4 separate regions of the Homo sapiens genome follow, and all the other regions are linked to region 1. Evidence: read pairs that join two places in POLR2A ChIA-PET (ENCODE). Cell type or tissue: A673. All regions are shown on one strand. Each heading gives the region's core, and the rest is flanking DNA. Links, peaks and the distances in the headings are about the cores only.

What was found. Peaks named below come from ENCODE experiments on the same cell type or tissue, not always from the same donor. Only the 100,000 strongest peaks of a DNase experiment are listed, where the experiment ranks them.
Region 2: POLR2A ChIA-PET joins it to region 1 with 14 read pairs; 1 of 35 experiments calls an interaction of 5 or more read pairs at or near these places.
Region 3: POLR2A ChIA-PET joins it to region 1 with 14 read pairs; 1 of 35 experiments calls an interaction of 5 or more read pairs at or near these places.
Region 4: POLR2A ChIA-PET joins it to region 1 with 5 read pairs; 1 of 35 experiments calls an interaction of 5 or more read pairs at or near these places.

The regions. Positions count from the first base shown.
Region 1 is chr2:223,196,942-223,201,816 of GRCh38, forward strand. No RefSeq gene overlaps it. Among named protein-coding and RNA genes, the nearest start is that of KCNE4, 150 kb to the left of the region's middle. In A673, for the core only: no CTCF peak of the experiment used is centred there; DNase peaks (open chromatin) are centred at 2,800 and 3,350; H3K4me3 peaks cover 698 bases; H3K27ac peaks cover 2,491 bases.
Region 2 is chr2:223,129,322-223,134,196 of GRCh38, forward strand. No RefSeq gene overlaps it. Among named protein-coding and RNA genes, the nearest start is that of KCNE4, 80 kb to the left of the region's middle. In A673, for the core only: no CTCF peak of the experiment used is centred there; a DNase peak (open chromatin) is centred at 2,720; H3K4me3 peaks cover 360 bases; H3K27ac peaks cover 1,701 bases.
Region 3 is chr2:221,991,257-221,996,131 of GRCh38, forward strand. No RefSeq gene overlaps it. Among named protein-coding and RNA genes, the nearest start is that of CCDC140, 300 kb to the right of the region's middle. In A673, for the core only: no CTCF peak of the experiment used is centred there; a DNase peak (open chromatin) is centred at 2,495.
Region 4 is chr2:223,121,790-223,126,664 of GRCh38, forward strand. It overlaps LOC124907986 (a long non-coding RNA gene), which reads left to right. Exons shown (of 2, transcript XR_007088096.1): 2 at 1-232. Among named protein-coding and RNA genes, the nearest start is that of KCNE4, 72 kb to the left of the region's middle. In A673, for the core only: no CTCF peak of the experiment used is centred there; DNase peaks (open chromatin) are centred at 2,282 and 2,592; H3K4me3 peaks cover 342 bases; H3K27ac peaks cover 3,044 bases.

The sequences.
Region 1 (4,875 bases), core at 457-4,456:
AGGCTGTTGGTTGCCCATTTTTATGGTTATTTCTTGATTATATGCTAAACAAGGGATATGTTTTTTATGCCTCCCCTTTTTAGACCATACTGGGTGAGTTCCTGATGTTGCTATGGCATTTGTAAACTGTCATGAAGCTGGTGGGAGTGTAGCAGTGAGGACAACCAGAGGTCCTTCTTATTGCCACATTGGTTTTGGTGGGTTTTGGCTGGCTTCTTTACTGCAAGCTATTTTAACAGCAGGTCTTTATGACCTGTATCTTGTGCCGACCTCCTATCTCATCCTGTGACTTAGAATGCCTAACTGTCTGGGAATGCAGCCCAGTAGATTTCAGTCTTATTTTACCCAGCCCCTATTCAAGATGCAGTTGCTCTGGTTCAAGTGCCTTTGACAGTTCTTTACCCAGGCCTCTTCCAGTTTCCTCTCTCACTCAATGGAATTGTTCTTTACCAATTCCACAAACAAGCCTGAAACCTAGAATCTGCCCCTGACATTTCTTGCGCTTGCCTCCTACAGTCAACTTTCTTCAAGTCCTAGGGATTTTACCCTCTAGCTCTGGAATCTTTATTTCTCTCATGCTCATTGCCACAGTCATATGCCAGGTGACCATTATATCTTGTCAAAGGGTTTTTCACACATTCTGGCCCTGCTCTCGTCTGTTCTCCCCAAAATGTAAAGGGATCATTAAACATGCAAATGTGGTTATATGACCAACTTCACCTCACTATCCTACAGGGGTCACAGCCAGGCACTCCACAATCTCATTGCCCACCACTCACCCCATCGTGGACTGCCCTGATTAGCTAAGCATGGCTATTCCTACGTTTATGGTAACGGGAGTGTTTTCTGTCACCAGGTAGGAGGTGGGCTGATAGCACAAGCATTGGAGACCAGAATCAAGAGCTACCATACAGTTGGGAAAACTGGCTAGCCATATGCAGAAAACTGAAACTGGACCTCTTCCTTACATCTTATACAAAAATTAACTCAAGATGGATTAAAGACTTAAACATAAGACCTAAAACCATAAAAACCCTAGAAGAAAACCTAGGCAACACCATTAAGGAAGTAGGCATGGGCAAAGACTTCATGACTAAAACACCAAAAGCAATGGCAACAAAAACCAAAATTGACAAATGAGATCTAATTAAACTAAAGAGCTTCTGCACAGCAAAAGAAACATCATCAGAGTGAGCAGGCAACCTACAGAATGGGAGAAAATGTTTGCAATCTATCCATGTGACAAAGGGCTAATATCCAGAATCTACAAAGAACTTAAACAAATTTGCAAGAAAAAAAAAAAACCCATAAAAAGCGGGCAAAGCATATGAACAGACACTTCTCAAAAGAAGACATTTATGTGACCAACAAACATATGAAAAAAAGCTCATCATCACTGGTCATTAGAGAAATGCAAATAAAAACCACAATGAGATACCATCTCATGCCAGTTAGAATGGTGATCATTAAAAAGTCAGGAAACAACGGATGCTGGAGAGGATGTGGAGAAATAGGAATGCTTTTACACTGTTGGTGGGAGTGTAAATTAGCTCAACCATTGTGGAAGGCAGTGTGGTGATTCCTCAAGGATCTAGAACCAGAAATACTATTTGACCCAGCAATCCCATTACTGGGTATATACCCAAAGGATTATAAAACATTCTACTATAAAGACACATGCACCCGTATGTTTATTGCAGCACTGTTCACAATAGCAAAGGCTTGGAACCAACCCAAATGCCCATCAATGGTAGACTGGATTAAGAAAATGTGGCACATATACACCATGGAATACTATGCAGCCATAAAAAAGGATGAGTTCATGTCCTTTGCAGGGAGATGGATGAAGCTGGAAACTATCATTCTCAGCAAACTAACACAAGGACAGAAAACCAAACACTGCATGTTCTCACTCATAAGTGGGAGTTGAACAATGAGAACAGTTGGACACAGGGAGGGGAACATCAGACACCTGGGCCTGTCAGGGAGTGGGAGGGGGCTAGGGGAGGGATAGCATTAGGAGAAATACCTAATGTAGATGATGAGTTGATGGGTGCAGCAAACCACCATGGCACATGTATACCTATGTAACAAACCTGCACATCTGTACATGTATCCCAGAACTTAAAGTATAATAAAAAATTAAAAAATAAAGATGTCATGGGTGGTGAACAAAAAAACAAACCAAAAAAAGAGCTACTATACAATCTCACAGGTAAGACTGGCCTTGTAGTAAGAAAGTTGGTCTCATGTTGACTTAGTGGAGAATGCTACCTAGAATTTTTCTCATCATAGTCTGATTTCTCATATAGTTCTGTCTGCTGCAAGATAATATATTATTTGAGCTGATTTGTCTAACAGTTGTATTTCAGTGTAAATTAATTAATTAATTGCCATTCTGGTTTACACATTACCCCTGTGATCTTGGTAAGAAGTGTCTGTCCTTATGGACAGTTTCCCTTCTCAAGATGCTAACAATTCAGAGTTCTTAGCCTGCAAATCCTATCTGAATATCCATGAATTCACCTGTGGGGGCACCTTACCAGAAGGCCAAAGAGCAGTACCTCAGTGACATCCTCACCTCACCTTATAACTTCTATTTGACCTTTGATATGTAGTAGATGTGAGTAAGGATTAAACAGAAATTAGAAATGTGTCCCAAACAGTCAGAGTCCATATATCATCCAGAGTGGGCCTCAGAATTCCAAAAATTTTCCTCTGAATGTCTTCCTCTTGCTTTTTCCACTCTTTGTCCTTTTGTAGGTATAACTCCCCAGGGGGCTGTAAACTGTGTCTGTCTCATATATTGCTGTATCCTGAGTGCTGAGCCTGGTGATTACACATCAATAGTAGCTCAGTAGATATTGGTAGAATAAATGAAGGAAGGAAGGAAGGAAGGAAGGAAGGAAGGAAGGAAGGAAGGAAGGAAACCCTGACATTTTCCATTCTGCCTTTTCTTCTACTCCCCCTCTACCTAGGCAGAAGTAATTTAAAAATCCCAGTTTTCCTAGATTATAGATGCAAATTTCTCCCACATATTTGTGATATGTCTTACTGTTGATGGGTGTTGAAATGCTAAACAATCCAGTTATTTCCATTGTGCTACTGGGACTTGTTTTGCAGGAGCATAGCAATGGCTGCTTTGATTATTCCACACCCTTAAGAGAACCCTCTGTTTTCCTCCAAAAATTTAGTCAGGTGGTTGAATTACTTGGCTTCCTTGAAGACTTCTCTGTTGTCAGGTTTTCCTTCTGAAAGGAAAAGCTTCATTAAAATTAGATGAAGAGCACACAGCTTCCAGTTGTTAAACTGTCAACCCTGGCAAAAACAGTGGTGAAGGCAAACCAAAGCTTTCAAGAGAGCGTGTTCTTGAAGAGAGCATGTTCTTGCCGGCTGAACTAATGAAGTGCAGACCCCCTGCTGAAGTCTCAAGTAGATTGCCAGTTCACACAAATGAGCTGAAAAATACCATTCAGTTTTAATTGTGACATTTCTTTCGCGAGGCAGTTCCTTTCACTGGGTTTTTGCTTTTTTCTTGTTTTTGTTTTTGATTTTTTACAAAAATTCTTGACGAATAAAAAATGAAACCAGCAGGAATGTTCTTTAAAGAGCCCAAGAAATGGTTTTGAGAATGCACTGACACTTGAAACATGGGAGAAATCATTATTTTAAAATGCCCAATCCGCTTCCCTCAGTTTTGAACAAAATCAACGACAAAGCAAAACCAGTTTTCAAGTGTTATAGTAATTCGCAAAATAAATTGCAAAGAATGGCAGAGTACCATCAGGGTTCTTCAAGGGCTCTACAAACAATCAATTTGAATTTAAGTTTCTACATAGATTTTAAACTTTTTAAAGATGGTAATCTTTAAATAGTTAAATGTCACATATTTAAAATATAAACTCATCAGAGGACTTCAATCAATGTATTTGCTTGGACTGATGGGTTCATATTTTTCCAAGTAGGAGTAAGTTATAATGCTTCTCCTGACCATTCAATATCCTGAGACTCCAAGGCAAGTGGTGAAATGACCCTAACACTTATAAGTACTTGTCTGTCTTGAATGAGGATTTTCTTTATGCCATATTGCTAAAGGAAAACATATAAATTAATTGTAAGCTAAAACTGCAAGAAGTCTTTCACTGCCATTTATGAGCCTGGATTTATATTTTTGTATGAAAGAAAAAGGAATTGTGTTTTCATTAATTGGCTTTCTAAGCAAAATGCCATAAATTTGAACCAATAAAATGAATTTATTCTAATAAGATGTCTCCTTGTTTTAAATCTCTGATAAGATGTTGTTTTAAAAAAGAATTCTATAGTTAAAAGTTATTTTAAAGACCACTTAATTATATTATCTCTATGTTATGTCTAAAACCATGAAATGACTTAGTGATTTTGTAGTGAAGCTAGTATTTGGCAATTGTTATAGGCTACCCTTTGGCTAGAATATTTTTAGTCCATATTTCAGTTATATATTGCTATGTACCCCAAAACTCAGTGGCTTAAAACAAGTGCCATTTATGTATGATTCTGTGGGTTGACTGGGTGTCCCTTCTGCTGGTCTTACCTGGGCTCACTCATGTAGCTGTATCTGGCTGGTAGAACTGCAACCTGGGCCCAGCTGCACTCTTCTTTCTGCAGTGGCTTTTCATCCCAGGATTTTTATGGCATTGCAGTTTCAAGGTGTTCAAGAGAACAAGCCCCAGTGTACAAGCCCTTCTGAAGCTTCTATTTGTGTTACATTTGCTGATGTTCCGTTGGCCAAAGCAATTCACATGGCCAAGTCCAATGTCGACTTGGAAGGGGAATACATAAAGGCACGAATATGAAAAGGCATGTGATTCACTGGGTGCCATTACTGTAATAATTTAC
Region 2 (4,875 bases), core at 351-4,350, 68 kb before region 1:
ATCACTCCTATGGACAAGACCTCCCTTCCATGAAGCTCCTAGAATAGTCAGAGGTCCTGAAACTTACCAGTATCTAAAACTGCTCTTAGTACTGAACCACATGACGGGTATGTGTTCGAGTCTTGCAGATATCTATTTGTTCACAACGTTAGTGAAATATAGCCTATTAATGAAAGGTAAAATTTTAGTAATAGACTTACAAAGTTTATCAACTTTATTTGTACAAATGTGCATGATTGTAGCCCTAGTGATTACTGGCGAGTGAGTTACTGATACCAGTATTAAACAATTTTTGAGATGTGGACTGTAGGACTCTGTATTCACATAGAATGTCTCTCAATTCTAATTCCAAACTCAAATTTCTAACGATTCTTAGTTCTTAACTCAGGAGTTTCATGCAAACAAAAATACTTTAAGAAAGCTCAGGCATCCTAGGCGCTGTTTAGAATATAGCCTTCTGGAATAAGAAATTACAAGAGATAAACATTGCCTTAATCAGTGGAACACTTCTTTGTTGCCTACTCATTTCCATCGTCATATCTTTTTTATCAGTACCAAAATTTCTTTGTTGCCTATTCATTTCCATCTTCATCTCTTTTTTTATCAGCACCAAAATTTCCAGTTGAGCACTGCCCTTTCCCTATTTTGAGCCCTCAGTTGGGTGAGATTGCCGCCACCTTAGCTTCGGGTGGGCCCTGATTGGCTAAAGTGTGTGGCACAATCACCTTGCTGCCATTGGCATAGGAATGGTCATGTGACAGTCCAATTGCCGTCAAGCCGAGGACTTTGCTTTGAAGAGAGAATGAATCCTCCTCTCCCGTGTTTTTTGCTCATCCTATTTTACTTGCAACATAATGAGTCTTAATGGACACATGGGCGAATTTTTTTCCAGTAAAATTAATTTATCTTGAAACTGAGCCATAATGCTAGGGCAGATGCTTGAAAATACAGAAACATCCTGAGATGTCTTCTTAGAATTTTCCATAGAAAATTAAAACCTGATCCTCTGATACATTCAGTGAGTATTTACTTAATGCTATTTTATCAGGTACTGTGGAACCTCTTAAAATTGTGAGATAGATCAGCAATGCTTCAGATCCAGGATTCTCTCTTGGGCTTAAGTTAGTATAACATTGCAAATATCTGCTATATGGATACGTGGAGATCAACCACGTAAACTACTACAAGATCTGGTATGGCGTGTCTCCAGAGGCCCCTTATTTCCAAAGTCATTGAGGCCAAAAAGCTCCTGATTTGATGTTTCACTTTGATAATTTTTATTATCTTTATTGCCTCTAAATGTCAGCCTGTCTTTTTTATTGTAGGGCTCTCTGGCAGACCTACGCACATATAAATCTTGATACAGGCTTTGCTATGGCAGGATGTAGGAATAGTTGATTACTAACTTTTCTTAATAAGTATTACGATGGTTCTGTACAGGATTTTTATTTCATTTCTAATTATGGACTATTTAAGATAAATACTCAACAGCTAGCCATAAATATTTGATTATGTCATATTTAATTAACATTTTGGTTTCTGATTTACTCAGTATAGAGTCTATATTAAGATCCTAATTACCCAAATGGAATGCTTTAGATTAATGTGTGAAATATCAAAGTTTAGATGTTTTATTGAAGGAAAAAAATAAGCTTCAGGAGATCTCGCCAAGTTTCTAACAAAGTGAACAAAGAGATCAGTCAGTCTCAGAAGTACTGGCAGCAGATTCTCTCAAGCTTCTCATTTCCAAAAATTGATATATAAAAATCTTGAATGAAGAACTAAGGCATTAAAACACAGGCCAAAAAATTAAAACCATGAAATAGCGAGAAAGTTCTTCAAGCAGTTAAAGCTAAAGTTGTAATTTCTGAGGAAATGAAATCTAATCAAAACCCTGGTCTCATATTGCTTACATTTACAACGGGAAATTAACACAAGAAAAAGGAGAGCTGCAAGGCAAATTTTCCAAGTCAATTGTAAAAAGCATTGAACGAAGTTCCAAAGTTTACCCTTAGCTTCTTCAAAGATGGTTTCTGAAGTTCTCTCACTTTGAGAAAGATGCTTTTCCACTTTTGAATTTTTTGAAGTAATAATAAAATTAGAATTACAAGGTAATATTAGAACCTTGTATACTCTTATTCTGTAGCAAATTAAATTCAACCTTATTCTACTCATTGCTGTGTCATTTCATTTACTTGATTTTGCACACTTTCAAAAACGTTTTTTGTAGAATATATTGTTCTATCATTTATAATTGATTAAATGAGCTTCCTGTGGTTACTACTCTAAAACCTAAGCATCTGACCCTTGAGCAAAGCCATAAACTTGAGAAAACATGCCAAATTTATTAAAGATCACTTCACATGCTACTTTGCTTTTCTGTGATTGCTGTCTGCTGTGACCAGTACAAAAACTCAATTTTACGTTCAATTTTTTTGATAAAGAACTTTTTATTTCTTGTAACTTAAATACCAAGACAAAAAGAAATATTTGGATTTTAGCATCTTTGCCTTAAGAATCTTAATTCATTTTATCAACACCAGCCGTAATATACTGTATTAAAGATTTACTGTAGGAGAAAACCTAAAAGGATTATCTTTAGTGTTAGAGCCAATCTGATAGTGGAAAGAAAATCATTGACTACCACTGGTCTTGGGTACAGTTCTTAGGCTCTTTGAATGCCCATTTCCTCTTCTGCTAAAATGGGAATTTTTACTACAAGGCTATAGTAACCAAAACAGCATGGTGCTGGCATTAAAAATAGAAACATAGATCAATGGAACAGAAGATCCAGAAATAAGGCCACATACCTACAATCAACTGATCTTTGGCAAAGTTAACAAAAAAATACACTGGATATACTGTATCAAAACTTCAGGAAACAAGATCTTAAAGGCAGGCAGAGGCAAGGCAGGGCATAGACAAAAAAAGAACAAAAATATTTACAGCAGATTTCTCACTGCTGTAAGTAGCAGTGGAAGTCAGAAACAGTGGGATAATGTTTTAAAACTCTATAAAAGAACAACTATCAATTTAGGATTATGTTTTTCAAGAAGGAGGGCCAAATAAAGACTTCTTCCCCCAACAAATGAATACTGAATGGTATTTTTAAAGTTTTTTGAATATTTTTGGAGAAAGATTAAAATATGGTTTAAATTTAAACCTAGTAATGTATGAAAGATAATTGCAAGGATAAATATTAAATTAATGGATAATTGCAAGGATAAATATTAAATTAAATTAACTTCCCTACTAGTATAGGGCAAAGATGGAATAAGAAAAACAAAAGAATGGAGAGCAAAGGAAGCATAATAAGGTGTGGCTCATAGAAAGCCCCAAATCTGATGGTAGAAATAAACAAAATATGTCCTTTGTTACAGTGTAGGTAAATAAACTACTAGTTTAAATGAAAATTTGTCATATGGGATCAAAATGTTATATAATCCAGCTATAAACTATTTCCGAGGTACAGCTAAAGCATAAGGACCCAGAACGATAGAGAGTAAATAGGGTTTTTGCTCCCAAAGTTTTCACATACTATTCATGATAAAACCTTTAAACAACAAAAAAGTTACCTTAAAACTCCTTTGAACTTCTAAAAGTCATATCCAAAAGATCCTCATTACACTGTATAGTAAATTGTGACACAATATAAGTATTCTCAAAAAACTCAAAATCAGAAAACAGATAAAATATCTACTCTTGCTGCCTAAATCCAACATTATACTAGATGTCCCAGTAAATGGATAAAGATAGGAATAAGTATATAAACAAAGAAGAAACAAAACTGACATTATAGTCTATGTAGAAAACTTAAATAAATTTACAAAGTTATGAATTAGTAATATTTAGAAAGATGGCTAGGTCAATTTTCAAAATCAATCACATTTGCAAAACAAGTAAAAATTAGAAAATTAAATTTTAAAAAGATATCTACAAAAGCATCAACAAATGTACCTATAAATAAATGTAATAGAAGATGTGCAAGGTCTTTGTAGATACACACACAAGCATATGCACACATAGAGAAAGAGAGAGACAAAGCAATTACATATAGATACATCAATTCTTTCTAAATTTATTTATAAATTTAATGCATTTCAAAATTTCAATCAATAGTTGTTGTTTTTTTTTTTCCTGGTACCTTTTAAGCTAATTCTAAAATGTATTTGGAAGACCAGATGGATTAAGAGTAGCTAAAGCACTTCAAGTAAGAAGATAAAAGTAGAGATATTTCTTTACCAGATGTTAAGTATCTTAAGAATGATTATATTCTTAATGATTATTGGCTCAAAGATAAACATATTAACTAACAGAATGTTGATATAAGGCAGAAGCAGCATGCAGATCAACAGGTAAAACTGAGTTTTTAATAGATAATGCTAAGACCATGGATTACCTATGCTGAAAAGAAATACAATTGGCCCTCTAACACAAAAATACACAAAAAATATTTTGCAGACAGATTAGACACATAGTGAGGCAAAAGTTGAAAATTTTAAGACTTTTTAGGGAACAATCATAGAAAGAATATCTTGGAGTAGGGAAACACTTTTTTTAAAAATAAGACACAAAAGAATAAACATCATAGGAAAATAATTAGTGAATAATATTACATGAAAAGGAAGCCCATCTATTTATTTATTTATGAACCCTATAAGAGGAAAAGGAGAAAAATTTTGCAATGTTTATAAGTGAAAAACTTCTACAAATTAATAAAAGATCTAAAGCAACTCAATAAAAAAATAGATAAAAGCCTTCAAAAAGCACTTCAGACAAAAACATGTAAATGGCTAAAAACATGAACAGATGCTTAAACTTAGTAATCAAGAAAATGCAGACTAAAACTACAATGAAATATTCCTTATTGGAATT
Region 3 (4,875 bases), core at 305-4,304, 1.2 Mb before region 1:
TCTCTTTCCTTTTTAAGCTGAAAGTGACTTGAGTATACTATAAGCTGTAGGAAAGATGGAAGCTGAAAATAAAAGAGGAAGGACTAACAGACGGAACAAGACCTCACTCTAGTTCTGAAATATTTAGGAATCCACCTGCTCAAAAGAGCAATTTGGAAAGATTAGCATTAGATCAGAGAAATGGCATCTCTACAGAAAGGAGTGGGAGTGGGTATATATACACACAGTGTGAGACATTGATTCAGACCTCTGTCTGTTCCTCTGAGGTTACTAAACACGGTAGGGCTATAGTGGGGATGCTTCTCCTCATGAGTGAAGTTATTAAATTCTGAAGAATCTAATTCAAAAAAGATCCCCATTCTCTGCCTGAGATTCCCACATGCCTTGGTGTGAGGCACACAATTTGACAGCTTTACCATGAGAGATATAAGACAATGACCACAATATGTCAAAACACAATGGCTCTTGCAATGAGACTTCTCTCTCCCAGGAGGGTGAGGACACTTCTTTACCCAGTGCCAGGAGAGAGGGCCCCCACACTCATCTTTTTTAAAATCTGTTTGTACCTGCAAGAAAAGGACTTGACCTTTTGTTTCTTGAGAAGTTTACTCAATACTAGGCTTACATCTCCTGCACTGGCTTTATGGAAGAAAACGAAAGATCACAGGCCAAGATGGCGCTAGGGTACAGTCTGTTACAGAGGGATCCAGGGCCATCTTTTCACTTCAGAGATACCTTTAGCTTCCATAATTGGATCAAATGGGGTAAATTTGATGAGGACCACCACAACCTGGAATCAAAGAATTTAGGGCAGCTCAGGGCTGTGGTGGGAGGCCAACTTGGGTGTCAAAAGAAAGATATGACTGAGTTCAACAAGCAACCCAGGGAAAATTCTTGGAGCTGCATCCCTCTTCTGTGAAGTCTTTTGGTCCTGCACTCATCCACAATGAGCCTATAGACCATGAGGTATATCAGTGGTGATCCCCATCCCTTTCCCTCCTCTCATCTCCAGCACCAGAAAAGCCAAAGGAGTTCTGAAATGAGGACTGAAGGGCCACTCACCAACTCTGGCTCCTTAGCTGCCATCTGTAACCACATATCCAGCCTGTGTTGGAAAAACAGAGCAAAGGGTTGGAAGTTGACTAGAACCAAGTCTTAATATCTGAGAGTAGACTATTTTAATAATTGAAATGATTAAAAGTATGGTATTATATTAATATGACCTTAGAAGTACTTTTTACCCAGTGGGAAAGGTGGATTAAACAAAGACTATTGCAGGCAATTATTAAGGGGGACAAACATTTCATGCTTTACCTTGTGACTTGAGACTTTTCAAAATAATTATATACATATATTAATGGATTCATATATACATGTATGAATGAACACAGATTAATTATATACATATATGAATTAGATTATCATTGTAATGACCACCAGCAAGGTGACTTGTGAAAAAACCTTTGCATAGATTTAATAGATTAATTCCATCACCTTGTCTTACAGTGCTCTTGGAAAGAAAGATAAAATGACAAAGAAAATTGAACTGTATAATTTAATCCTTATCTGCAAGTACTATACTGTTTTTGCATTGTAAAAATCAAGACAGACATTTCTCAAAACCTAACAATAGAAGGAGACATTTTCCTTCTTTTTTCATAGGATAGCTAAAAGGCATTTGGACATTCACCCACAGGTCTGACCGCACTCTGAAGGTGAATTCACTTTGTTCTTGCACAGCCAGGCCCTGATCGTTCCTGCCTCCCATGGCTACCAGCAGTCCTAGGTGGGGTCTTTTGGTTCCCAATTGTTCCCCTGTTGGAAACAGTCGCCCCACTTTGGGGCTTTTTTTTCTTTTATCTATCCCCTACCCTTCTTCCACAGTCATCCTACAAGCACAAAGGCCTATTCAAATCACTTTCTTGTTAGAAATACTCAGTGACTTTCTATTGTCCATAAGACCTTTTGCAATGTGGGCTTAACCTCAGATTCCAACTGCTGCTCTGCCCTGTCTCTCACCTCACCGAGCGCTCACCCATTGCCCTGGTGTCCAGGTGGCAGCCATGATGAATTCTGGCTTTTCCCTAAACACACTGTTTTCTGTGCTGGTGCCCGTTGGCCCAGGTTCTCTCATCCCATTCCCCGGTTAGTAAAACCCACCCTCCAGAATGCTGCCAACATGTCCTCTCCCCTAAGGAACCTTCCCATTCTCCACAACCCAAGTCAGTCACTACCCACTCTGCCGTCTTCCGTTGTTTAGGGCATACTTGGATGTGCTGAGGACATGGTGTAGTGTGATGGGTGGGGTGTAGTCTCTGTCTTGGACTGCCAGCTACTCGTTCAGTGATGAATGTGTAATTACAAATAATGATACGGACCACGGCAGAAAGGAACACAGTGCCAAGAAACAGAAATGAGATGGCACTGAGACCTGACACACGGTAGGAGAGGCGGAGGGAGGAACAGGACCCCTGGGGCAGGGAGCGCCATGCACAGCAGCTTCATGGCAGGGTGTGTGTTTTCTGAGAACAGAAAGAGGCCCATGTGGCTGGAGTGGATGAGCAAGGAGGAAAATGGTGTGAGATGTGGCTGGAAAGGTAGGTAGGACTCCAGCCTGCAGAGCCTGTGGGCCCCCAGAAGACTTTAGTCTTTGTCTTAAGAACAATCAAGAGGCATTGAAGAGCTTTCTTAATGGGGATGACATACTATTTGCATTTTGAAAAAATTCTAGCTTCGGTGTGGAAAAGTGATTGGAAGGAGGCCAGAGAGGATGTGGGGGTCTATTAGGAGGCTATTACATACAGGAAAAAGATAATGGAAGCTGGAATAGGGAGTGGCGGAGCAGATGGGGAGAATTTGGATGGCTTGAAATTGAAATTCTTACCAGAACTTCTACAAACCGAACAGAATAAGCACTCACATTAAATACTCAGGTGGCATTTAAAAAGGTGTCATCTTAGAGTTATGATTACTTTATGGACCTTATCGTAAAATAGTTAAAATAGAATCAATTATATTTTGCTATTTAGAAGAAAGCAAAGGGTAAAAAATATAAACATACACTACAGTAGAAATAGTAAAACTATGTTAAGCTGTCTAGTTAAAAGAGCATCTGTTACCTTAGAAAGCTCCAAGGAGGCTCTGAATCACAGAAATCAAGATTACAAAATTTTAACAGCAGACTATTGTCTTATTTTGTAATGGTTTTTGGGGATATACTTTATGTACTATACAACTTACACAATTAAATATGAAATTTGATAGTTCTTAGTTATTCACAGAGTTGTGTAATCATTGCCATATCTAATTCTACAACATTTTTGTTACTCCAAAAGGAAACCCCATCCCCATTATTAATTACTGCCTATTTCTCCCCAACTGCTCTAGGCCTGGGCAACCACTAGTCTACTTCATGTTTCTATGAATCTGCCTACTCTGGACATTTTATTTCAGTAGAATCATACAGCCAAGTGTGGTGGCTCACGCCTGTAATCCCAACACTTCGGGAGGCCGAGGTAGGTGGGTCACTTGAGGTCAGGAGTTCGAGACCAGCCTGGCCAACATGGAGAAACCCCATCTCTACTAAAAATACAAAAATTAACTGGGCATGATGGCACATATCTGTAATCCCAGCTACTCAGGACGCTGAAGCCCAAGAATCGCTTGAACCAGGGAGACGGAGGTTGCAGTGAATCGAGATCGTACCACTGTACTCCAGCCTGAGTGACACAGGGAAACTCTGTCTCAATAAATAAATAAATCTAATCATACGATTTCTGACCATCTGTTACTGGCATCTTTCACTTAGCATAATGTTTTCCAGGTTGATCCATGTTGTTACATATATCAGAACTTCATTGCTTTCTATTACGAAATACCCCATTGTATGGATATATCACATCTACTTATCCATTCAGCAGTTGATAGACATTTAGGTTGTTTTCAGGTTTTGGCCATCATGAATAATGCTACTATAAACAGTTATGTATAACTTACGTGGACATCTGTTTTCATTTCTATTGGTTATATACTCCCAGGAGTGGAATTGCTGGGTCACGTGCTAACTACATGTTTAATCATTTGTCTTATTTTGTAATTTGAAGAACTGCCCGACTATTTCCCAAAGCAGCTTCTCCATTTCACATTTCCATCAGCAGTGTATGAGGTTTCCAATCTCTCCACATTCTCATCAACACGTGTTATTATCTGGGGTTTTTTTGTTTGTTTTTTTGTTTTAATTCTAGCCAGCCTAGCGGGTGTGAATTGGTGTCCCATTTTGGTTTTTGATTTGCATTTCCCTGGTGGCTAATGGTGATGAGTATCTTTCCATGCACTAACAAGCCATTTGTACATTTCCTTCAGAGAAAGATGTCTGTCCAGATCCACCGCCCATTTTAAAATGTGATTATTGGCCTTTTATTGTTGAGTTATAAGTGTTCTTTTTACATTCTAGATGAAAGTATGTTATCAGAAAAATGATTTACAAATTTTTTCTTCCATTCTGTGTGTTGTCTTTTCACGTTTTTGATGGTGTACTTCAAAGTACAAAAGACTTTTTTTCATTTTGATTATATCTGATTATCTATTTTTTATTTTATGGTTGGGTTTTATTATCTTTTAGAAAAGAATAACCTCTTATGAAACTATGGAGTCATATCACTGAGTTGTATCTAAGATTCTTTTACATTTTTTTCCTACCAACAAAAAGAGAATTCAACCACCATTTTCCCCAAGGATGTGTAGTCATTTTCTTTAATATATGTATTGCTTCTTCAAAGTTAAAAGACTATAACTAATGTCAGCCAACTCTATCTTTAGCAAAAGCAATTAAGTAGCATTATTCAAGCTTATCAGTCCTATGCCATTTTATTAGCT
Region 4 (4,875 bases), core at 610-4,609, 75 kb before region 1:
ATGGAAGGACGTTTGCCAATTATACTTCCTTGATGAGGATATTAGTGCAGGTTAATTTGCAATAAGTACATACCTATTATGTGTAGGTCTTCATGGGAGACCCAATGGATGACATACAAACTAAAAAACCTAAGCTTCTCTATTGAGTTTATAATATTGATCCATAACATATATAAAATGTGAGAGTCAAGTTTATTTCATATGCTTAAATAAAAATCATTGGACAGTTTAAGAGTTGTGTAAAGTTGATTCACTTCCTGTAACAGATTTTTATCCACTCTTTTCTTGTTGGTCATGCACTACTGCATCAAATATGTCATACAAAACATTTTAATGGACTTCTCATCCTCCTTCCTCTTCTTTTTTTTAGAGAAAAAAGAAACTTTCACATGGGAGTAGAAGAATACTTTTTCATCTGATTTTTACTATTTTAAGCTTTAAATGTTTAATACTGTCTTCAAAAGTTGTGGGTCGGGTGCAGTGGTTTGCGCCTGTAATTCCAGCACTTTGGGAGGCCAAGGCGAGTGGATAACTTGAGGTCAGGAGTTCGAGACCAGTCTGGCTGACACGATGAAATCCCGTCTCTACTAAAACTACAAAAATTAGCCAAGTGTGGTGGTGGGCACCGGTAATCCAAGCTACTCTGGAGGCTGAGGCAGGAGAATTGTTTGAACCTGGAAGGCGGAGGTTGCAATGAGCCGAGATTGTGCCATTGCACTCCTGCCTCGGTGACAGAACAAGACTGTGTCTCAAAAAAAAAAAAAAAAAGTTGAAATTGCTCAAGTAAACAAATCATTTCAGAATAAGCTGAAAGATGAACTATCTTTGTATTACCTTAGCAGATTCCTATTTTCATCTTACTCAGTACTGTAGTAAGATTTTTCTATTGTCTTCTATTGGGGTTAAGGTGAGGCAGTTTAGCCTGTGGCTAAAGAGTATTGTATACTTAAGAGGTATCATTTAAGATTTTTCTTACAAATTACTAAACTTTGGTTGAACTGTCACAGGAAGGACAGGCTGGAAATATTACACAGTAGCTCAATCGCTCACAATGGAAAAGAACACAAAGTCTCAATGCAGGAGACTGCAATAGCTTTTTGGCTCCAGCTCAGAGCGTAGCCTGGCCAGCCTCTCTGGTGCCTTTTTTTAAATATAAAAATGGAGACCGTCAGTGTTGACAAGGTTCCTTTGGCTTATTTGTGTTGACATGGCTGCCAGTGATGATTTGTTCTCATGAGAGCTGTGAAAGGTGACACTTCCAGGGTTACTTTGCAAACAGCACTTTCCAACTTAATTATGCCAACAGGTCTTTCCTGTAAATTAGCATTGCCAAGACAAAACCTTGGCAGAGTTGAGTTTCAATAGTCATTCAGTAAGTCATTCACTCGTTTGTTTACTTAATTCATTCAGAGGAGTATTTATTGAATGCATACCTCTCTCAGTGCAGAGAGGTAATTGGCCAGGCACTTTGTTAGGCACGGAGATCTGACAGAGAATCTGGGCAGTCCTCACTCTGCTGCTTCTTATTTGGGTGGCCCTGGGACAGTCACTTGGCCATTCTTAGCCTTGGTTTTCTAATCCCCTCTAGCTGGCCATGTGACTTTTAGTCCCCCTGCTTACTATCCATTCCCATCGTGTTGAACTTGGAAGCCATCATGTAATTTGTATTGACCACTGAAATATGGGCACAGGGGACACACAGCACTTCCACATGGAAGCTTTAAGAGCCACTCTTGGGCCACACCTCTCTCTCTCTCTTCCCTCTTTGGTGAGCCCAACAATGTTCCTAGTATGGGTTGCTCCTTCCATTTAGGTCCAGGAATGGTAGGGCAGACCAGGGCTGACACTTGATGGCCAAGGAGCATTGAAAAGAAGAAATACTCTTGAGATTTTTGAGTCTTTTGTTACTGTTGCAGAATCTCACCTCTGCTGACCGATACAGTTCATTCTTGCTGCAGGGGAGTACTGTAGCTACAGCACTGCTAGGAAAGATCATTTCCTGGCAAACTCCCACCCTGTTCAGGACCCACCTGAGCTGCACTATCACTTCAAACAGGTTATTTTCCTTTTGGAACTTTCCCAAGTGAAATTAGTCTCCTGCACACATCCAGTACTCACACATTGTTGCTGCCACTCAGAGGGAGAAGCCCGGAATCCAGAGGGGAAGAAAATGCAGAGTGTGCGGGGAATTTTATAGTAGAAGGGGGAAGAGCTAAGGGAGTTGCTTCAAGGGCTGCATCTGCAGGAACTTCTGCTCCAATCTTGCCCTAGATGTCACAGTCCACAGCTGCTTCCAATCATTAGATGCACGCATTTCCTGTCGAAACCAAATAATAAAAAAGAAAAGGCACACACCACCCAAACCCTCTTCTCCCTTTCCTCTCTGTTTTCTCCTCCCTCTCCTACCTTCCTCTCCTCTAAATCTCAAGATTTATATTTCTGAATTTAAACAAACACACCCACAAAGGTTTAGTACTTTTATTTGGAAAAACAAAGAGCTTTCTTCAAATTATTTTATTTCCTGAAAAAGAGCTCTTTCTGGAGTCCGAAGTGGCTCCTGAGTTGGTGGTGCAATTGTTCTATCAGCAGTGGGTGTGGCCCTCAGGACTTGATTCTGATGCCTGGACTTGTGCTCTGACCTGCTACCCTGGGGGAGGGAGGGGGGGATTGAAGAGCACTTGGAGGAAAGTAAAAAGCCATTGGCTAGGGCTCTCTGGCTTAACCTTAGTTTATCCTTTAACCCACTGATATGGTGAACAGATGTTTAATTCAGTCACTCCGCAAATATCTACTGAACACCTACAATGTGCCAGGAACTTTCTAGATTCTGCATGGACTACATTTTCTGATTTCTCTCTGGCTTTTAAATGAACATAGAAAGCACACTTCCATCTTTTTATAATGCTGTCACTTGAGTTCCATTGAGGCTCCCAGAGAATTCAGTTCATCTTTAGATGACCACCAATCTGTCTTAGATGGTGCTTCAGGTTGAGTTTGCAGGGAGACAAATCCTGAAACCAAAATTTGCATGCAAAAAATTTATTGGTGTGTGTGCTCAGCAGCAACAACTGTGTAAGAATGAGGGAAGCAGGATTGGGCTGGGGGAGAAATTGAGCTGTGATGAAGCAGCAACAGAGGCCTCAGCCAACCCCACCAGAGCGAAGGAGCTGAGATGGCCCTTCATTATTCCACTTAGTGGTAAGAGGGCTTATCCTCTTCTCTCTTCCAATACCATTAGATGTGGGCTGCTCCTGGGGCAAGGGCAGGACCTTGGGAGAGACAGCCAAAGGAGTGAGTCCTTTTGTTGAAAAGAAATTCCAAAGTTTTACTTGGACCAGGAGCTGAGAGGGTGAGTGTTCCCATCTGTAAGGAGGATCTGGACAGCCACAGCAGCAAACACTTTGGACAGGATCAAGTCAGGACCATCATCTACTACCACTTTCTAGAAAGGGTCTGCCTGAGTCATACTTGTTCATGAATAGAACTTGTTAGTTTTTAGCCCTCACTTCCTCACTCTGCATCCATCCCTGGTATTCTCATTTTCCTTACCAAGAGACCAGTGATGGGATAAGAATTTTCTTTAAAAAAATATTGGTGTTTGTGTTTGCTTGGAGGATGATAATACAATCTTGGAGGAATGTGCCTGCAATAAATACTTCAAAGAAAGAATTAAAAAGAATCCCCTAAGGGTTTTTTAGAGGTTAGAAAACACTTTCAGGTGTGCGCTCTCATGACACTTCCCAGAAATGCGCTGGTTAACCAGGTAAGGCCTTTCACAGATGCAGCAATGTGACTTGACAGGCCATGGCCAAGGTGCATTGCAGCAAGTGCTGAGCTCAGAGTTCCAGCACAGGCCTGAGCACTTTCCACTGCAGCAAGCTGCCTCTAAATTCCAGGAGTTAACACAGGAGGGCATCTGAGAGATTTTGGAGCAGAGACCATTTCTGCCTAAAGCTCAACATTGATCTTCTTGCATTTAGGTTGACATGTTAATGACAAGGTGATGTAAAACGATGATTTTCTAAGTTAAGTGGGTTTGCTTTCTTTGTCCTTATTCTTTGGGAATAAATATCCTTGTTCGATTTTTACTAACAATATGAATTTTGCATCAGTAAGAAAAAGTGTTTATTGATGGGCTGATTGGATTGACCCATTGAGCAAATATTTATTGATTAAAGACTGTGTGCCAGACAGCATAGCAGAAATTGAATGAAAGGAGGACTATTTTGCCTCTACCACTTGAGGTTTTTCATCCACACACAAGAAAAATGGCAGCATCACACAGTCATATAATTAGAAATTACTTGAGAAGATACCTTGCTGGTTTCAGTTTCCTCATCTGAGGAGTTTGAACCAGGGTTAAAATTGGATAAACAGAGGAGAACACACCTAAATATCTTAAATTCAATGCCATAAACTCCAATCTCCTAAAGCATAAAGATAGCGGAAATTTTTATAAATCAGCATGTGTCCTCTGGAATTTCAGATTAATTTCAGTAGAATTTGATATCTGCATAGAGATCACACAGAGAACGAATTGGGCAGAGTGACACCCACAATACACAGAGTCACTGGGTATTAGTTTAGGTATTTTTTCTTATGTCTGATGTCATTTTTAGAGTGGCACTGTATCCAGTCAAAATAAAAGCATAATCAAAATTAAAATATTCACAATAACTCTTCTGTGTCCCAACAGATAAAAGTGTTCGGGACTCAGAACATTGCTTTAAGTTGTTAGCAACTCATCACATTGAACTAATCCTGAGAACAGAGACTTCAAGTAAGTGCTTCTCTTGGTAGCTTTACAGGTAAAAAGGGTTCTAAATAGCACCCATGTAGCCAGAAAGGGATTCCGAAGCCGACCCCAAGAGAGGG